2 separate regions of the Homo sapiens genome follow, and region 2 is linked to region 1. A link is a loop called in an ENCODE intact Hi-C map of the cell type or tissue named here. Cell type or tissue: heart left ventricle. All regions are shown on one strand.

What was found. Hi-C counts contacts between places; a loop is a spot of excess contacts. Peaks named below come from ENCODE experiments on the same cell type or tissue, not always from the same donor. Only the 100,000 strongest peaks of a DNase experiment are listed, where the experiment ranks them.
Region 2: it touches region 1 in a loop (2.5-fold over the local background); 4 of 110 quality-filtered maps call a loop at or near these places.

The regions. Positions count from the first base shown.
Region 1 is chr1:85,498,804-85,506,803 of GRCh38, forward strand. It overlaps a transcript of DDAH1 not described here. Among named protein-coding and RNA genes, the nearest start is that of DDAH1, 38 kb to the left of the region's middle. In heart left ventricle, a CTCF peak has its summit at 4,191 (motif pointing left); no DNase peak of the experiment used is centred here.
Region 2 is chr1:85,394,860-85,402,859 of GRCh38, forward strand. All of the region lies in intron 1 of DDAH1 (dimethylarginine dimethylaminohydrolase 1), which reads right to left. Among named protein-coding and RNA genes, the nearest start is that of DDAH1, 66 kb to the right of the region's middle. In heart left ventricle, a CTCF peak has its summit at 4,047; no DNase peak of the experiment used is centred here; H3K27ac peaks cover 423 bases.

The DNA of each region.
Region 1 (8,000 bases):
CCCAGTTACTTGGGAAGCTGAGGTAGGAGAACCGCTTGAACCCAGGAGGTGGAGGTTGCAGTGAACAGAGATCACGCCACTGCCTTCCAGCCTGGGCGACAAAGTGAGACCCTGTCTCAAAAAAATAAAAATAATAAAAAAAATTCTCAACAAATTCAAAAGAAGGAAGAAAAGGAGAAACAAAGGAACAGCAACAACAGGAGACAAAACAAAACAAATAGATGGGAGAAAATAAATAGCAAAATAGTAGCTGTAACCTCAACATCGAACAAAACACTCCAATTAACAGGCAGAGATTATCAAACTGAATAAAAAAACAAGAACTAATGCTATAGAGTTTATAAAAGAGATGCTTTATGTATAAAGCATAAGTATAAACAAGTTAGAAGTAAAAGGGATAAAAAAGAATATATATATTTTTAATTTCATTGATCTACTTGTCTGTCTTTTTACTATACCACAATAACTTTATTAATGTATCTTGAATTTAACAAGATCCCTAGGTAATTCATATATACATTAAATTTAAGAAATAATAAGTAGATAGCCCTTTTGAGGTATTTAGCAATGATAAAAAGAAACTTCTTGAGGCCGGGTGCGGTGGCTGACGCCTGTAATCCCAGCACTTTGGGAGGCCAAGGTGGGTGGCTCACAAGGTCAGGAGTTCGAGACCAGCCTGGCCAATATGTTGAAACTCCATCTCTACTAAAAATACAAAAAAATTAGCTGGGTGTGGTGGCACATGCCTGTAATCCCACCTACTTGGGAGGCTGAGGCAGGAGAATTGCTTGAAGCCAGGAGGCGGAGGTTGCAGTGAGCCAAGATCGCACCACTGCACTCCAGCAACAGTGAGACTCCATCTCAAAAAAAAAAAAAGAAACTTCTTGAATTGTTACCATTTAGAGAGGAATATCAAGTATTGATTAAGCCACTTACCTAAGGTTACAGAAGTGGACCAGATCCCAGATTTCCTGATTCCCAGACTATTGCAATGTCTACCAAAAACTCAGCTTTATAATTAAGTTTTACTCATTCAATAATAGGCAAGGAAAAAAGTAATTTCTATTTACCCACATATTTACCACTTCTAGCACTAGTCATTTTTTTATGTTGATCTGAGTTTCTACCTGGTATCATTTCTTTTAGCCTGAAGAACTTCCTTTAATATTTCTTACAGTTTATGTGTACCATTGATACATTTGGTTTTTGCTTGGCAGTGTTTTTCTTCTTCCCCTTCCCCTTTCTTTCTCTCTCTTTTCTTTTCTTTTCTTTCCTTTCCTTCCTTCCTTCCCTCCTTCCTCTTTCTTTTCTTTTCTTTCTTTCTTTCTTTCTTTCTTTCTTTCTTTTCTTTCTTTCTTTCTCTTTTTTCCTTCCTTCCTTCATCTTTTCTTCCTTCCTTTCTTCCTTCCTTCCTTTCTTTTTTCCTTCCTTCCTTCTTTCCTTCCTTCCTTTTTTCCTGTCTCTCTCCCTTCTTCCCTTCCCATTTTCTCTTCTTTTCTTACTTTCATTTTTTTAAAGGATCTTTATCTTTCACTAGGTTTCTCATTCCAGGTTGACAGGTTTTATTTCTTTTAGCACCTTAAAGGTGTTATTCAATTCTCTTTTGGCTTATTTGATAAATCAGCATTATTGTTCCCCTGGGTCTTGCGCAGAATGAGTCTTTTCCTCATACTGCTATTAAAACTTTTTTCTTTGATCCTTGGCTTTCATAAACTTGGTTATAATGTACCCAGGAGTGGTTTTCTTTGTTTTTTATCCTGCATGGAGTTTATTGAGATTCTTAGTTTATGGGTTAATATTTTTCACCAAATTGGGAATTTTTTCAGCTATCACTTCTTCAAATATATTTTCTGCCCCAATTTCTCTTTCATCTTTTTCTGGAACTCCAGTTTCACAGATGTTAGGCCACCTCATACTATTCCACAAGTCAGAGAGGCTCTGTTCATTTTTTTCAGTGCTTTTTTCTCTATGTGCTTCAGCTGAGATCGTTTATATTGCCCTGTCTTCAATGTCACTATTTTTTTTTCTTCTATGGAATCTATTTTGCTGTTAAGCTCATTTAGGGATTTTTTTTTCATTTTAGGTGTTACATTTTTCAGTTCTAGAATTTCTAGCTGGTTTTCTTTTATACTTTCCATTTTTCTAGTGAGAATTTCTATTTACTGGAGTCCATATTTTCTTTAAAATTTTAAACATATTTATAAGAGTTGTTTTAAAGCCTTTGCTTGCTAATTTTAACATATCTGCTATCTCTGAGTATGTTTCTATTGACTTAAAAAAATCTGTTGTGGTCATGCCTCTTCACATATCTAGTAATTTTTGAATTGTATGCTAGACATTAAACGCTACATTATCAGGTCTGGATTTAAAGAGTGTTAAGTTTTGTTACGTTAATTTACTAGTGGAGAAGCTTAATTTTTACAAAGCTGTTTTTAAACTTTATTTGGATGAACTTAGTATAGCCTTGAGTCCAGGGCTAGAGTAGCCCTCCTCCTACCGCCTGGCCTTTCTTGGTTCTTCACTGAAAACCCCAGGGAATCACTGAGAACATCTCCACTCAGAACATCTACATCTCCAGTTTTGTGCACCTTCTGGAATCTCCACCCAGTTTACAGCCCCCCAGTAGCTATTTGCCACCAGACTTTGTAGAGTCTCACCCAGAAAGTGAGAAGCTTAGCATTTGTCCAAAGACTTTATAGTACCCATATGCAGATTTCTGGACCTGTTTCTCTGTGCAGCTTTCTCTTCATTAGCCTGACCTACAAATTCCAACCACCTCAACCACCCTGAACTGTGATCTCTGCCTCCTCAGAACAGTAAAGCAACCATTATCAACTTGGGCTCCATTTTGCTGTGCCGCCAGGAAAAAAGACAAGGTGACCAAGGGTTTCATCTCATGTGTTTCCCTTTTCCCAGGGATCAAAGTTCAACACTGGGTGAATTTCAACGTCTGAAAACAGTTGCTCCATATATTTTGTCCAGTTTTACAGCTATTTATGGCAAGAGGGCTGGTACTAGTAACTTCATCAAAGCCAGAAGCAGAAGTCCTTCACACTGGATACTTTTGCTCATCATCTCCTGTTTGAAATTCTCCCTGGTTTTTAGAACTCTAATCTTGATTTTCCTCCTAAATTTCTTATTATTCTTTCACTACCTTCTCCTCCTCTTTATCCTTTAACCATGCTTCCCATGCCTAAATTATATTCATTCTTTAAAATCCAAACTTTCTCCATAAAGCTTATCCAGTCTGCTACGCTGGAATTTATGCCAGGTATAAGTATATATGAACATACTTAACACTTTATTGGCACTGCTTCAGACAGCACTTTGCACTTTCTGCCTTTTGAACGATCATGTCACTTCCATATTGTAAACTCTTTGAAGACACGGACAATGTCTAATTTATCATTGTTTCTTCCTCAGAGCTTAACACAGTATTCCTCTATTCACCTTTAATTCTGATATGGTGCTACTGGTGGTTGCCCAACAACGAGAGGAAACGACATTTGCTGACTACACCCCACGCACTCTGCTAGATGCTTTGCACATGTTATCTTGCTTAATTCTTGAGAATGATACTGAAAAGTAAACACAACCAAATGACAACAAAGCCAGTGGCTCTGACTGAGATCACACATGCTCAACTGCTGGAATTTCAGTTCTTTGAATCTCTTCCTTTCTCCTGGGAAAATGTGACACTTTTGAGGACCTCCTTGCTGTCCCTTGCTTGTCACTGCCATCATTGCCCCCTTCTCAGATCCCTCTGGCTTCAGCCTGGTAAGAGGCTGCTTCCCATCTTAGTACCTCCCTAAGAAGTTTTTCTTGTGGCATCACCACCACTGCTGCTTCCACCTATCCCCACCGCCACCACCACTGCCATTGTTTCTGCAGTGCTGCAGCCACTGGTACAGGGCTGCTCCAGGCCAGGCAGTTTCTCACTGAAGCCTGGCCTGCATTAAAGAGTCCTCTTTTGCTGCTTCTCTTCTGGGTTCTCCAGAGATAGCCCTGCCTCTCCTGCCTCCTACCACCTCTGTCTGCAGAGCCATGGGGAAGCCCTGGAGGAGTCACACTACCAGAACACTCGGGGCCTCTGCCTGCCTTTGTCTCCTGGAGTCAGATCTGCTTCTCCTTCAGCCAGATTTTCTCACTATCCATAGCTACCAGTCAGTGGATTGATGTCCCCCTGGTGGTGGATCTCATTGAACACGGACTCAGTAAATTGTTAAGTGTTTGCTAAGAACTTTTTATGTGTATGGAATCCTATTAATTGTCAAGAAATAAGTTAAAAAAAAACCCCAACAACCAAATTAATAATTTAAAAACAAACATTTTGTTTGATAAGAGTTCCTTGCTTTAAAAAAGTTGAAATATATTAGACTATATAGATGTTCTTTATCTTTTTGTTTGTTCATTTGTTTGAAATGGAGTTTCACTCTTGTTGCCCAAGCTGGAGTGCAATGGTGTGGTCTCAGCTCACTGCAACCTCCGCCTCCTGGGTTCAAGCGATGCTCCTGCCTCAGCTTCCTGAGTTGCTGAGATTACAGGTATGCGCCACCAGGCTAATTTTTTGTATTTTTAGTAGAAACGGGTTTTCACCATGTTAGCCAGGCTGGTCTCGAACTCCTGACCTCAGGTGATCCACCCACCTCGGGCCTCCCAAAGTGCTGAGAATACAGGCATAAGCCACTGCACCCGGCTGATGTTCTTTAAAGTTCATCTATCTATCTATCTATCTATCTATCTATCTATCTATCTATCTATCTATCCATCTATCTATCCATCCATCTATCTATCTACTAAGCCCATGAAGGTACCAGGTTCTGTTCCCAGTACTTGGAATACAAGATAGACAAGATGCCTGCTATCATGGAGCTTCCAATAAACACACAAACTAACATCACCTACTGATAAGTACAATATTGGACAGTGGTAAGTGATGAGAAGAAAATAAAGCAGGAAGATGGGATAGGAAATAGTGGCAGGAAAACATGAGATAGGGAGATGAGGGAAGATCTCTAAGGTGACCTCTGGGCTAAGTGGCAGGTGATGATGGGGGAAAAGGTCAGTCTAGGGAGGGAGAACTTCAGTATTGCTGCAATGTAACGATCCAGGAGGTGAATCACAGGGGATGCGGTCAGACAGACAGACTAGCCCAGATCAGGTAGGGCTTACAAGTCCACAGTAAAGAGTTTGGATTTTATTATAAATACAGGGAAAGGATTGGAAGGTTTCAAACAGACTGGCATGCTGTGATGATATTGCTCAAAGATCGCTTTGGCTGCAGCGTAGGCTGCATTGTAGGGAAGCAAGAGCATAAGACCTCAAGACTCCAAGACCCATTAGGAGCTGTCATAACCTAAGTAAGAGATGATGGCTCTATAACTCCACGAAATAAATGTGTGTTTTATTAGATCATGCCCTCTGTTGATAGCCCACTGTACAGGATACTGGATCTACTGTATAACAAAACTAGATGGCAGGGTCATTGGCCTCAAAGACCTTTCTGTAATTCAATGGAAATGACAGGTAAAATTAAAGAGAACAAAGGGTGATAACTTATTGAGTCAATAAAAAGTTGGCAGAGATGAGCAGGCTCTCAACAATAGTCTTTGGCTGTGATAAAATCTCCTGGGTCACTCTCCTGGGTCACACTCCTGGGTCACCATAGTGCTATAGAAGAACCAAGAAAACCATCATTCAGATTTTGAATCACAGTAGCATAACCAAGCAAACTGCAAGCAAAATATGAATATGATTGTCACATATTTGCTGAGCACTTAGAATGTCTGGAACTTTCTAAGTGCTCATGCTCTAAATGAGTCATTTAGTCCCCAGAACAACACTGAGACAGTGATTATCATCCTCCTCTTCTAGATGAAAAAATCACAGCTTAGGACATGGTGACTTGCCCACTGTTACATACGCTAAAAAGCATGAGAACCCATCCTCAAACTCTGACTAGTCTGCTCCCAAACCCAAGCTTATAAGGATGATGGCAATGTTTCCCAGGGTTGCCTGATAATAAGAACTATCTGTGGCACTTGTTAAAAATACAAATACCTATCCTCATTCCCTACCCCATGCCAGACCCACTGAATCAGAATTTCCAGGGAGGGGTCTGGTAAGCTATTTCTTTTAACAATGGCCCTCAATGATTCTTTTTTTTTTTTTTTTTTTTTTTTTTTTTTTTTTTTTTTTTGAGACGGAGTTTCACTCTTGTTGCCCAGGCTGGAGTGCAATGGCGTGATCTCGGCTCACTGCAACCTCCGTTTCCTGGATTAAAGCGATTCTCCTCCCTCAGCCTCCCGAGTAGCTGAGATTATAGGCACACACCACCATGCCCGGCTGATTTTTTTTATTTTTAGTAGAGACAGAGTTGCACCATGTTGGTCAGGCTGGTCTCCTGACCTCAGGTGATCTACCTGCCTTGGCCTCCCAAAGCCAAATATTATGATAACCGTATTATCTTTTTCTTAATATCATAATTATTCTTATTATATGTCTTACACCAGAGTAGGCCACACCTAACAAAAAAGAAACACAGATAAATGGAGAATATAATACAGAGGAACAATCAAGGCAGGTGATAGCAGACACTTCTAGGAAGAAGTAAGTTTTGAGCTGAATTTTGGAAGGCCTGCTAAGAGGGAAAAAGTATTTCATTAAAGAAAGGCATGAAAAAGACACGAATAAGAGAATCAGGTGCATACAGTACTGATAGGAATTGATGTCCCGAGGAGAGAAGGTGATTTGATTCAGTGCACACCCCACTGCTCAGTTCTTACATAGGTTCAAGCAGGTTTAGAGCACTTGTGGTTTACTGAACCTGTCTATATTCTTGGCCTGATCTTGAGCAAGATTGTGCTAGAAGGGGAATCCTTGAAATAATACTCTATTATCATTATCTGAGATTAAAGGGTCAGAAAGAATCCTGATTTGAGAAATTTTTGTTTTTTAAAACTAAACTTATTTACCTGACTTCCTACAATAGACAAATGATCTCAAAAGAGAAACTTACTTGGAATATTATAATCATAGAAAATTTTCTTTAATTGATTTATAGACTTTTTTAATACATTTTAAACTGGATGCCATAGAAGCCATGTCCTAAATTCTTCTATAGCATTACCTTTAACAGCCTGCAACTTAACCAACAGATGTTCATTGAACGCTGACTTTACACCAGACACTGTGAGCAGCTCAGGGGAGACAAAGATGTATAAAATGTGGCTATTAATCATGAGGATTCAGAATCCAGTGGGAGAAGACAAACAACCAGATATGTAATTCCGTGACAAGTTCTAGAAGGAAGGTTGTAAAAATGAATGGCTGAGGTGCACTAAAGAGAGAGCCCCTCAGTCTGCCCGGGCCTGACAGGGCAACATGAATGGTCTTGCCTGCTGGGTTTTGAAGTATTCACCAGATTTCACCAGGAAAAGGATGCAGAAAGTCTTCCCACCATGGAGAGAGAAGGAAGAATGACAAAGAGGTCAGTGTGAAAGAGTGAGCATTAAGTCCCATGGGTTATCACAGAATCATACTCTGCAGTCACAATTTTTTCATTCTGCAGCAGTTTTTTTAAAAAAATAAATGACCATTAGCATTTAAAATAGGGCAGTATTAGTATACAAATCTTTATTTCTGACTTAATGGAAACAAAGATTTCACACTTGGCCCACATCCTCTCACAGCAACACTCACCTGGTCCCAAGTAATAGCTGCCCCCTTCAGACAGGGCTCCTGATCCCCAGTCCACCCTAGACCCACAACTTAAACTCTTTTATTCCCAGCCCTCTATGCGGGCATTTGAGTTTGTGACCTAGGTAGAGCTTAGGCTATGAGGCAGTAGGAGAACACCTTGAACAAGGATGTGATGTCAGTGTAGCTTGAAGCAAAAGTGTGGATGGCCTTGCTTGCTAAGCTTATTCAGACTTTACCATGTGGGTGATGAGGAAGGGAATGACTACTGATAAAGTGAAGCAAGGTAGAGAAATGGTGAC
Region 2 (8,000 bases), 100 kb before region 1:
CAAGTAAGTTAGAATACTGACCCATTAATTGCTAAAAATGATTAAAGTATAGATACTTTGTCATCTTGTGTTGTTATAAAACGTTGGCATATGATAGTTCAAAATTGCTTACTTCCTAGGTTTCACTAGAAATTAAGGTTACTAAAAGTTAAAAATTCTAATTAATATATGTAATTCTATATGCAAAGTATACCAAGAGAAAGTAAAATGTGTTTTGGGTGAAAAAAATTATAAAAAGTCATGAGAATATATTTTTGTAGAAAAGAGTTATTTCAGCTAATTCAAAGGTTAAAGGCTTTTCACAATAAAGATTTATGGAGAAAATGGAAACAAGGCAGGAAGGAACTATTAAGTAGGAAAAAGAGATACAAAAAAGTTGTAAGTCTGAGAATATATTTTTGGTAAAGAAAGTTGAAAACAGACTAATTTTTTTGAATGACAATTCTGTGTGGTCAGAAAGATGAGGGAAAAAGAAAAGTAAATTTTTGCCCTAAGGTAGAATGACTGGTTGTTTCAATATGAAAACGAGGAGATTGGGCGCAGTGGCTCATGCCTGTAGTCCCAGCACTTTGGGAGGCCAAGGTGGGTGGATCACCTGAGGGAGGGAGTTCAAGACCAGCCTGACCAACATGGAGAAACCCTGTCTCTACTAAAAATACAAAATCAGCTGGGCGTGGTGGTGCATGCCTGTAATCTCAGCTACTTGGAAGGCTGAAGGAGGAGAATCGCTTGAACCTGGGAGGCAGAGATTGCGGTGAGCTGAGATCGCACCATTGCACTCCAGCCTAGGCAACAAGAGTGAGACTCCATCTCAAAAAAAAAAAAAGAAAAAAGAAAAAGAAGTGAAGGTTTGAGCAAGCTGCACGAGGTCTTTGCAAGTTTTAGAAGATTTATGGAAGATGAATCTTATGAAAGGAATTTTGAGTGTGATCAAGTTGGCTAAAATTAAAAAAGAATTGTTTTTAGGTTTTTCTAAAAATTAAGCTTTATTTTTAAAATTTTAAAACAAGGTTTTCTTGACATGTACTGATCTTTTCTTATTAAAAAAATTGTGAGACTTTTTAGGTATGTGGCCTAGAAAAGAAAGATTCTGTATTTTGTCAAAATAATTTCTGTGCTTCATGTTTTCTTTCTTAGGTCATTAATTACTTAGGAAAACTGAGTCTCCTCTTTATTATAAGAGTTAAGATTTTCTACAGCTATGTAACTTCTTTTGAAGTATTTTAATTATCATTGTGGCTAAATGAGTATTATATTCAAACACTTGATCAAAAATGTGATCCTATTTTTGATCAAGTGTTTGAATCTTTTTGACAAACTTCCCAAAATGAAATTCTAAGTCTCCTTGTCTTAGTCCCTTTAGAGCTGCTATAAAGGAATACCTAAGGCTGGATAATTTATGAAGAAAAGAGGTTTACTTGACTCACAGTTTTCCTGGCTGGAAGACTGGGCATCTGACAAAAGCCTCAGGAAGCTTCCACTTATGGCAGAAAGCAAAAGGGAGTCACAGTACAGAGATCACATGGCCACAGAGGGAGCAAGAGAGGAGTGGGGAGGTGACAGGCTCTTTTAAACAACCAGCTCTCACAGGAACTAATAGAATGGAAACTCACTCATCGCAAAGAAGACACCAAGCCATTCACGAGGGATCCATCCCCATGACCCAAACACCTCCCATTAAGCCCCACCTCCAGCATTGGGGATCAAATTTCAACATGAGATTTGGGGGACAAACATCCAAACCACAGCCACCTGGAAGTCCAAAAGAGAGATATTAAACCAATTAGGTTTATTTGATATGTTAAATTATATAGGAAATATTGTCAATAAGAGATAACGTTTAACCGTCTTTTCCTTACATTTGTATAGATACGATATTAAAATATTTATTCAGGCCAGGTGTGGTGGCTCACACCTGCAATTCCTGCACTTTGGGAGGCTGAAGTGGGCAGATTGCTTGAGTCCGGGAGTTCAAGACCACCCTGGGCAACATGGTAAAACCCTATTGCTATAAGAAATACAAAGAATAACCAGGCATGGTGGCACACAGGTGTAGTCCTAGCTACTCGGGAGGCTGAGAGGTGGGAGGATCGCCTGAGCCCAGGAGGCAGAGGCTGCAGTGAGCCATGATCACATCACTGCACTCCAGGCTGGGTGATAGTGTGAGACCCTGTCTTAAAAAAAAAAAAAAAGGTTTTTCAAAATTGCATTAAATTTCTAGAAATCAATCATAATTTTGGTTATTATGTTAAAATGTTGTATGCCACAGAAATAACACAATTTCTTTGTCAGCTGCATCATTATAGACTCTCATCAGGTTTTCAATGATGGCTATTTTAAGTCTTATTGTCCTCAGTTAATTGCTTTATTCTGATGCTGTTCTGAAAGCTTTTTGCAAGAACCATAATCTTCAAAGAAGTTCATGGAAAGAATGGAAAAAATTCTGACAAGTACAGGTTTGTGACAACTTTGAGATAGCACTGGATTGGGTAAGAATTTGTAGAACTCTAAGAAAGAAACTGGTAGTTTAGTGAAACTATCAACTAAGATCAAACAGAGCAAGAATTAATTACATTAGACTGAAAAACTGATAAGGAAAAAGTAAGGGTTTTTATTGCTTTTTTATTTAAAACATTGCTGGTTCTCTTAATGTTTTATTTTCCAGATTTAAGAAAACGATTTTTTAAAGCTATCTCTAGCTCACAATGGTTTGGTAGAGTACACTTTTATAAACAAAAATTGAAACATTCCATCTTTCTCCTTAATATGATTATTTTCATAAGCTCAATAAGAATTTGCTCTCTGTATTACACAATACAATTGGAAACACTGGTTTAATTGCCAAGGCTTTGACTGAAATGTAATATTTGAGAATTAATAGAATGCCTCGCTTCAAGGATTCCCAGTGTGATACAGTTTGGATGTTTATCCCCTCTAAATCTCATGCTGAAATCTGATCCCCAGTGTTGAAGGTAGGGCCTGGTGGGAGGCCTCTCTCGCTATGTGACTCTACTGACTCCCCTAGCCTCCTACCATAAGTAAAAGCTTTCTGAGCCCCTCACCGGAAGTTGAGGAGATGCTGGTGCCATGCTTCTTATATAGCCTGCAGAGCTGTAAGCCAAATAAACCTCTTTTTTTTTTTTTTTCATAAATTACCCAGTCTCACATATTCCTTTATAGCAACACAAAGTGGACTTACACACAGCATTACAGTGAGTGAGTAAAAAGTTGTCACTTCCTGGCAGGCCTAGGAACCTCAAGACACTAGATAACCATAGACAAAGTAGACAAAGTCTGATGTCGGCCTTGGTTTGGCTTCCTAGTGATGAGAGGTTTTTAAAAGTATAATCTGAGATTGTTTGTCAAAATTTCCAGCAAATCAAATTTAAAAAGAACTGTGTGGTTATTCTTGCTGTACTTATATACAAATAATCAGGTGAAGTTTAATGAGACGAAACTTATTTTGCAAACAAATTAGTCTTACTCTGATTATCTTTGGTAGAAATGGGGGTGATTATAGACAGAAAAATTATGTTGCAAAAGAAAAACTATAGTACACCTTTTAGTAGATTGCAGCCTTGTTCACTTTTTCCCTAGACTGGACTGGATCCTGAATTCTTTTAGTGCACTACCTCCAGTATCTAGCTTCAACTCTTCAACTAAGAGCAAAAATGCTAAGCTGGACAACTTGATAGAAATTTCAAGGGACAAGTCTCATGTGTGATGTGCGTGCCATACAGAGAGTTCACCAGAATATCTAACGCCACAACCAGGGACATTCAAACTGCAAACCAGGTTGAGAATTTGCTAACTGCATGCCGTGGACAGCTTTTCCCAAGGCCATCAGACGAAGACTTCTTATGATATTCTTACCCCTCTTAATTTTTCCTTGCTTATGCCTACTTCTTTCGCTTGGCAGAATAAGGCTATGGTTAAAGTTTCACAATCCTTAGTTTTTGTGAGTAATCTGACAGCATGTTGAATCTGTTATGTCAAATCTGAATCTTTAAAAAACCTGAGATCCTTTAGTCCACCTAGTGGGTAACTTCAGCAACATCCCTAATATCCCTAATGCAACTGTTTGTTCAAATTGTACTAGTGATCTCTTTTATAGAGTTAGTACTGTCTGTTTTAATTTAACCCATTCCTGGAATGCTATATGATAGAATTGCTACCGACTAAATGAATAGGGAGAAATCTGTGCAATTGCTAATACTTCTTGTTACCCATAGATATAATGAGTATCCGGCCTGGCTCATTCTTTGATCTATTTAATTTCAGTTGGTTTAGTTTATGGGGATCCTAGATAAAGGAGCATACTCCAAACTCCTGGCATTATCCTTTTGATAGTCATAATAGTAGTTTCTCTGGTACACTATATCCTCTCGAAAAGTTTTAAAGGTTGCACACAGCCATTCATCAAACACCAAAGAGTCTCTTTTCTGCTGGAATGACAAAAACTCAAATAAATGCATGATGATGAGTACACCATAACCTATGAATGACTTGTAGAGACCAGAAACCCAGCATGATAATAAGAGTAGCATTAATGCCCTTAGTTTTGGTCATGCACTCACCCAGGTGAAAGCATGACTGAAAGGGGAAAATTGTTAAATACAAAATATAGGAGGCCATTGTTTTGGACTAAGCTTCTGCACTAGGCCCCACAGCTCCTGCATTAGGCCCCAACAGATTTGACTAAAAATCAAAATGGAGTTATCCATGCTGAAGTTCCACATCACCAAACTGAAACTAAGTTGTTATATAACATTCCAAGAAAGCAGGAGAGAGAGATAGCAGCCAATTTCCCAAATAGGCCAATTTCAATCTTCAATCAGTAGGATAATAGTTTCCTCTGTTTTAATCCTTAAAAGTAACCTGATGCTAACCAATCTTTCTATTTTTCTGCCTCCCTGTCCCTGCCTTTCAAGGAAAGTAACTTTGAAATAATCAATCTGTTTTTTGTTCTTCATTTTTGCTTTCCTTAGCCCTTTCTGTCTATAAAACCAACCCCTTCTGTTCAACTCACTGGCAAATTTATTGTATTTTATGGCATAAAATGTTGCCTGATTCTAGAATTGCAATAAAGCCAACCGTGATCTTTAAAACTAAATCTATTGTAATTTTGTTCTTGAAATGCCCAAGTGGACTCAAATATTTTTTTCTTTGGAGAATCTTGGCCTTGTTTTGCTGCATCCCAGCCAATTGTTTAGCAAAAAAACCTTGAGCTCACTGGCATTATTTATCAAAAACAATCAGGGAGGAATGCCTGAAGGACACATAGTCTACTCTTGCAGGAATTCCTTTCTTTTCTTTTCTTTTTTTTTTTTTTTTTTTTTTTTTTTTTTTGAGACGGAGTCTCAATCTGTTGCCCAGGCTGGAAGTACAGTGGTGCAATCTCGACTCACTGCAACCTCCACCTCCTGAGTTCAAGCAATTCTCCTGCCTCAATCTCCTGAGTAGCTGGGATTACAGGTGTGTGCCACTATGCCCAGCTTTTTTTGTTGTTGTTTTTTGTATTTTTAGTAGAGAGAGGGTTTTGCCCTGTTGGCCAAGCTGGTCTTGACTTCCTGATCTCGGGTGATCTGCCTACCTGGGCTTCCCAAAGTGCTGGGATTACGACTTGAGCCACTGTGCCTGGCCTACTCTTGCAGAAATTCTAAAATGTACATCTAATTAGAGAGTTTACTTTCTATAATATTGAATTAACTGAACTGTACCTACTGGTAAAAATGTGGTAGATGATGCTATTTATATCATTACGCACTGTCCACATGGGATCCCCAGGAAGAAATTTTTCTCTGAGCTTAGTAGTAATCACATTTTCACTTCTCAGAATCTGACCTGCCTGTATCTTTAGGCCCTCATAGACTAAAATACCCACCAGGTTCACTTCTTTATGCTGGTGGTTAGAAAGCTTTCAGTGGAATTTGTGACCCATCTGTAACAGTGTGTAGACCATACATTGTGTTCCTGGCCACCTAATGGTAATCATTTTATCTTATTCCTATATCCATCTTTTGATTGGTTCTACCTTTATTATATATATCCTTCCAAGCTGCCTTCTATCCCTTCTGCAGTACAATGGTACATAAATGAAAACCATAAAAATGTAAGCAGAGAGATATGATCCATGCCCACAATGTGATTGCCTTCTTCAAAGACATTGTAGGCAAATGTCCAGGGTTTCTAAAGCTTTATATAATACGAGAACATTGGGCTAAAGAGTGAACACTTTTGAGTACAGCAGACTAACACTATCTCTCATCATTAAAAGGCGATCTTCGTGCTGCTCAAATGTAGCTTTCATAATACACTGCCTTGACACAGTCTAGCAATACAATTACAGGAATCGATCCTTTTTTCCAACAGGTTACAGTCCTAAAATGAAGAGGGCCTACTATGAAAACATTCATGAAAAGTGAAATCTTTCATTATTGGTATCTTCTTTTTACCTGGATTTATTCACTTCCTTGGAGCAGTAGAGAATGACTAAATACATCAGATAAAGATAGGCTAAATAGCACATAAAGAAGAGCATGGTTTATATTTACTTTTAGGAAAAAGAGTTGTAATGAGGATGAAATATAATTTTACCTTGGATTTTAAGAGACGCAGCTTTTCTTTTTTCTTTTTTCTTTCTTTTTTTTTTTTTTTTTGAGGAGGGTTTCACTCTATTGCCCATGCTGGAGTACAGTCGCATGACCAAGGTTCACTGTCACCTTGATCTCCTGGGCCCAAGCAATCCTCCCATCTCAGCCTCCCAAGTAGCTGGGACTACAGGCGCACACTACCATGCCCAGCTAATTTTTAACGATTTTTTTGTAGAGATGGGGTTTCACCACGTTGTCCAGGCTGGTCTCAAACTCCTGCACTCAAGTGATCCACCCACCTCGGCCTCCCAAAGTGCTGGGATTATAGACATGAGCCACTGCACCTGACTAAGAAGCAGCTTTTGAGCTCTTAAAATTCCTATTATTGAACTGTAGAATTAGATTTTCAGTTATATGTAATTTTGTTTTAAAAAGAAGCACAATTACTATCTTACTTAAAAGAAAACATTTTCAAAACTATTTTGCATCTTGTTCCTTTTTAATGTGTTCTGAAGGCAATGTATTTTATTTTACTTTAATTAATTTTTTTAGAGACAGGGTCTTGCTATGTCACCCAGGCTAGAGTGCAGTGCTGCAATCACAGCTCACTACAGCCTCAAACTCTTGGGCTCAAGCAATCCTCCTGCCTCAGCCCCTCAAATGGCTAAGACTACAGGTACGCAACCACCACTCCCAGCTAATACTTCTATTTTTTTTTTTTTTTTTTTTGGTACAGACAGGGTCTCACTACGTAGCCCAGGCTTATCTTGAACTTTTAGCCTCAGTGATCCTCCTGCCTTGGCCTCTGAAAGTGCTGGGATTACAGGTGTGAGCCACTGTGCCCAGGCCTGAAAGTACAGTCTTTTAAAAAATCTGCCTCCAATTTCTTTCTTCTAGCCAGGGTCTAAGTGTGAATGCTTTTCTTCAAGCAGAGTCTTTCAACTATAGCAAATAAGGCTACTTGTCAAACTATTCTTATAGACAAAATATTTTCAAAAATATTTTCAGTACAAATTAATTTACCATGCTGTTTTTATCTCAGATTTGATATTTTCTTCAGAAATGTATAATTTCAGTTACAAATACTAAGATATAAAAATGCTTTGTATATTTTTCTGGTAAATATAGCTGAACTAAGATTACATTTCTAGAAAACACAATTAATAAAAATCTTCTGGCCGGACGCGGTGGTTCACGCCTGTAATCCCAGCACTTTGGGAGGCCGAGGCGGTGGATCACGAGGTCAGGAGATCGAGATGATCCTGGCCAACATGGTGAAACCCCGTCTCTACTAAAAATACAAAAAATTAGCCAGACACGGTGGTGGGCACCTGTAGTTCCAGCTACTTGGGAGGCTGAGACAGGAGAATGGCGTGAACCCGGGAGGCAGAGCTTGCAGTGAGCCGA